Linked DNA regions of Homo sapiens: region 2 is linked to region 1. A link is an interaction called in ENCODE POLR2A ChIA-PET data of the cell type or tissue named here. Cell type or tissue: PC-9. All regions are shown on one strand.

The links. ChIA-PET counts read pairs that join two places held together with the same protein. Peaks named below come from ENCODE experiments on the same cell type or tissue, not always from the same donor. Only the 100,000 strongest peaks of a DNase experiment are listed, where the experiment ranks them.
Region 2: POLR2A ChIA-PET joins it to region 1 with 5 read pairs; 2 of 35 experiments call an interaction of 5 or more read pairs at or near these places.

Annotation. Positions count from the first base shown.
Region 1 is chr10:93,527,731-93,530,230 of GRCh38, forward strand. It overlaps CEP55 (centrosomal protein 55), which reads left to right. Exons shown (of 9, transcript NM_018131.5): 9 at 220-1,362. The coding sequence ends at 423. Among named protein-coding and RNA genes, the nearest start is that of CEP55, 32 kb to the left of the region's middle. In PC-9, no CTCF peak of the experiment used is centred here; no DNase peak of the experiment used is centred here.
Region 2 is chr10:93,332,361-93,334,860 of GRCh38, forward strand. MYOF (myoferlin) reads right to left here. Exons shown (of 54, transcript NM_013451.4): 42 at 1,398-1,553; 43 at 861-952. Among named protein-coding and RNA genes, the nearest start is that of MYOF, 150 kb to the right of the region's middle. RefSeq lists an enhancer at 1,552-2,500. In PC-9, no CTCF peak of the experiment used is centred here; a DNase peak (open chromatin) is centred at 1,391; H3K27ac peaks cover 1,981 bases.

The sequences.
Region 1 (2,500 bases):
ATTATCTGGACGTGGTGACATGTGCCTGTAGTCCCAGCTACTTAGGAGGCTGAGGTGAGAGGATTGCTTAAGCCTGGGAGGTCGAGGCTGCAGTGAGCCATGTTTGTGCCACTACACTCTGGCCTGGGTGACAGAGTGAGACTGCCTCAAAAAAAGAAAAAAAAAAAGCTGAACATTGGCCCTATTTACAAATTCTATTATTTGAAACTTATTTTTCAGAAACAGCTTCATGAGTTTGCCATCACAGAGCCATTAGTCACTTTCCAAGGAGAGACTGAAAACAGAGAAAAAGTTGCCGCCTCACCAAAAAGTCCCACTGCTGCACTCAATGAAAGCCTGGTGGAATGTCCCAAGTGCAATATACAGTATCCAGCCACTGAGCATCGCGATCTGCTTGTCCATGTGGAATACTGTTCAAAGTAGCAAAATAAGTATTTGTTTTGATATTAAAAGATTCAATACTGTATTTTCTGTTAGCTTGTGGGCATTTTGAATTATATATTTCACATTTTGCATAAAACTGCCTATCTACCTTTGACACTCCAGCATGCTAGTGAATCATGTATCTTTTAGGCTGCTGTGCATTTCTCTTGGCAGTGATACCTCCCTGACATGGTTCATCATCAGGCTGCAATGACAGAATGTGGTGAGCAGCGTCTACTGAGACTACTAACATTTTGCACTGTCAAAATACTTGGTGAGGAAAAGATAGCTCAGGTTATTGCTAATGGGTTAATGCACCAGCAAGCAAAATATTTTATGTTTTGGGGGTTTTGAAAAATCAAAGATAATTAACCAAGGATCTTAACTGTGTTCGCATTTTTTATCCAAGCACTTAGAAAACCTACAATCCTAATTTTGATGTCCATTGTTAAGAGGTGGTGATAGATACTATTTTTTTTTTCATATTGTATAGCGGTTATTAGAAAAGTTGGGGATTTTCTTGATCTTTATTGCTGCTTACCATTGAAACTTAACCCAGCTGTGTTCCCCAACTCTGTTCTGCGCACGAAACAGTATCTGTTTGAGGCATAATCTTAAGTGGCCACACACAATGTTTTCTCTTATGTTATCTGGCAGTAACTGTAACTTGAATTACATTAGCACATTCTGCTTAGCTAAAATTGTTAAAATAAACTTTAATAAACCCATGTAGCCCTCTCATTTGATTGACAGTATTTTAGTTATTTTTGGCATTCTTAAAGCTGGGCAATGTAATGATCAGATCTTTGTTTGTCTGAACAGGTATTTTTATACATGCTTTTTGTAAACCAAAAACTTTTAAATTTCTTCAGGTTTTCTAACATGCTTACCACTGGGCTACTGTAAATGAGAAAAGAATAAAATTATTTAATGTTTTAATATGTCTAGTGTATTCGTGTATATATAGATATTCTAAGATTCTTGTTTAAAAAAACAAATGTGTTGGACATAATCAAAATTCAAGATTTTCACAATAAAATATTTAAGACATAATTCAAAGCACATTATCAAAAAAGTGAAAATACAACCAACAGAAAGAGAAAAAATATTTTCAAACCATGTATCTGATAAGGGTCTAGTATCCAGAATATATAAAGCACCATTACAACTCAATAAATAGATATTCTAAGATTCTTACCCCCAAGGACTTATCAGGGGTTACAGATTAACACTCAGTGTAAGATGATAAGGCAGTTAAGGATACATCAGAACCGAAAACTATGTGAAGGAGTTAGAAGGAGTAGATGCTTTCACGCATCTTTCTTAAATAAATAACTCTTTATCAATAAATATGAATTTGAGTTATTTGTTACAGAGGCAAAACAATAAGCATGCCAAATTATATAGGGTTTTTTTTTCTAACCATAGAAATTATACAGATCTGTTGATGGAAATAAAATTTTGCCATTACTGTTAATCCCAGGCTCACAAGATCTTCAACTACAGTTGAACAAAAGATATGGACATATTCAGCCGCATAGTTCTTATTCCGATCCACAATGTTATAGCAAAGACCATAGTATTAAATCATAAATATATGCCATAAGGAAGTTGCTCCCCTTACAACTTTAAAGCAAGCCAGTATTACCTCTAGTTTGTAGATGTGGAACATGTCTTGGTCATCCAGTGAGCAGTGGAGTCAAGCAGAACCCAGGCCTTTGGTCCGTGCCTGTATGGAACAAGAGATGTGGTCTCATGGGATAACTGGCCAGGACATAAACCATAACAGAAGCGCCAGCCTGATGACCTCTGAAGTTTGATTCCCAGAGCCACAGGGTGATCTGGAGTTTGTTTCAAGACTCTTGTACTTTCTGTGTTTCACTGGAGGGCTGTACTTAGCTTTCCCTGCTCACTTTAGCCACCTACATCTGGGCACCAATATCAAAAAAATAACTTTGGAAAAATTGGGCAGGCTTCTTGTGGAGCTCTGCTACTGTAGAGGGGGAATTTATATATTTCCGAAGAGTAGATGATTTAGAGCAGGAAGGATTCTACTTTCCCAGATCATGTTACCAAA
Region 2 (2,500 bases), 200 kb before region 1:
TACAGGTACACACCACCATGCCTAGCTAATTTTTGTTATTTTGTAGAGATGGGGTTTCACCAGGTTGGCCAGGCTGGTCTCGAACTCCTGACTTTGTGATCCACCAACCTCGGCCTCCCTAAGTGCTGGGATTACAGGTGTGAGCCATCGTGCCTGGCCCTCACTCTTCTCTTAAAAGCTAAGTACATTAAACACTGAGTCTCAGCCTGTCGCGGTGGCTCACGCCTGTAATCCCAGCACTTTGGGAGGGCGAGGCGGGCAGATCACAAGGTCAGGAGATTGAGACCACCCTGGCTAACACGGTGAAACCCCGTCTCTACTAAAAATACAAAAAAAATTAGCCGGGCGTGGTGGCAGTTGCCTGTAGTCCCAGCTACTCGGGAGGCTGAGGCAGGAGAATGGCGTGAACCCAGGAGGCGGAGCTTGCAGTGAGCCGAGATCACGCCACTGCACTCCAGCATGGGTGACAGCAAGACTCTGTCTTAAAAAAAAATAAAATAGGAATAATAATAGCACCTCAGAGTTGCGAGATTTTTTTGAGATGTTTTATATAAACAGCTCCGCAGACAGCCAGGTGGGAGGGGGGTCCCCGGAAAAACTCCAACTGGCCTGTGCTCCTATAACACTAGTACTAATGCTGTCTGTCTACCCTGCAAGCTATCAGAACCAAGCTTCTTCACTTCTGTGAAGTTCTTTTATTTTGGGTTTATCTATTTATTACCTGCTCCCCTGTCTAGAATGTTTATCTAGTTCACAAACACAGTTTCAGAGCCTAGGACAGGGTTGGACACATATTAGAGTCTTCATGCATGTTCCGTGGAGAAATGAAGGCCAGAAAAACATTTAAGAATGTATATTACCTGCCAAAGACTGGGTTGAGAGTGTTGGGAATGTAGTGATCTCGGTCTTCAATGACTTTTTTGCCCAGTGTTATTTTTATGTAAGGGTCACACTGTGGGACAAAATAGACGGGATGTTACATCATTGTAGGGCGCAAGGTGAAGTCAAGTTCAGGGACAGACTCAGCTCGCCTCCACACCCACTCCCAGCTGATGACAAGGTGGCCGCCATGGCACCCCGTGCCTAAGACAAGGGAGCAATGCTCTCCTTTGGGTGGCATGCAGCCAGTTGTGTGGGTGCAGGGGTGGTGGCAGGGGGCGGGGGGGAGTCCTGGCTCACACCTGTAAAATGAGAAGGATGAACCAGGGGACCTTAAGCCCCCCGCAAGCTCTTAGATAAATCCCCATGGGGACAATCCTCCTGAATACATTGTTTTGATGGAGTATCTTTCCCCTAGTGAGATAACAGACGCCCAGAAAGAAAGAACATGACAATTATTGTGGCTGATGACTGTAATTATCTTGCTACAGGAGAAGGCCCCACACCCAAACTCTTACCAGGCCATTGTTGTCCTGGGGCTGGAGCTCTAAGCCTCGAACAATGTAAATCCTAACCGTGCATTCCTGTGGGACGCTGTCAGGTAATTCCCGAAACTGTCTGGGAGGGGCTGGCACGCTGGGGTCATCCGGCAGAGGGTAGATCCGAAAGGAGCCCTAAAAGAGAGAGACAGAAGGACTCACAGGGCCCTGGGTGGCCCAGGTAGAGGGCTCCTGGGAAGTCCCCTCCTCCGCCAGGGGTGTGGGATTGAAGGATGGAAGGCTGCCTTTTGTGAAAGAAATAATGTATATTGCACTTTGCATATTTCCAGTAGGGAAAGTGAAATGATTCTCAAGTAATTATTTGAGAGCTCACAGGGGAGAAGAGAGGGCAGAGCAGAAACTGGGAGTCAAGAGGAGAACATGGGCCAGTGTGATGGAGGAGGTGGTGGTGAGAAAGAGTGAAATACTGCACATTCTTTGAAGATAGGAATAACAATAATTACATTTTAAACCCAACGAAATACCAACAGTGATTCCGCTTTTCCTGTAGCACCTCTGTACTCCACCTCCCACTCCCAGGCAAACTCCTGTTTATCTTTCAAATCTCAGCTGAAAGGTGTCACTTCCTCCAGGAAACCTCCCTGACTGCTCCTGGGCTTGGTATGTCCTCTGGGTGCTCTCATCCAACCCCATACTCACCCCTGGCACAGCACTGGCCTCTGCATTGAGATAATCTATTTATTCTCTAGATCCTTCATTAGACTGTGGGCTTCTAGAGACGGGTGAGGGGAGCATAAAGTCTTGTTCATCACCCTATCTCCAGGGCCTAACACAGGACTAGGCATATAGTAACGCCACAAAAATTGTATTTTGAAGGAGCGAGCCAACAAGACCTGCTGGAGAGGCCACATATTTTGCCTTAAAACCAGGAGAAAGCACTGAAGCCGGATTCAGAACATACAGGTCTTAGTTCCAGTGGTCTTTATTCAGTCAAGCAGCATGGAATAAGCACCTACTATGTGCCAGGTACTAGGGACCCACAAAAGAACTCAAAGACTCCCGTCTGGCACAGCGATGTTCAGTAGGGTTGGCTCTTGTGCCATATGTGATTGCTTGGTGGG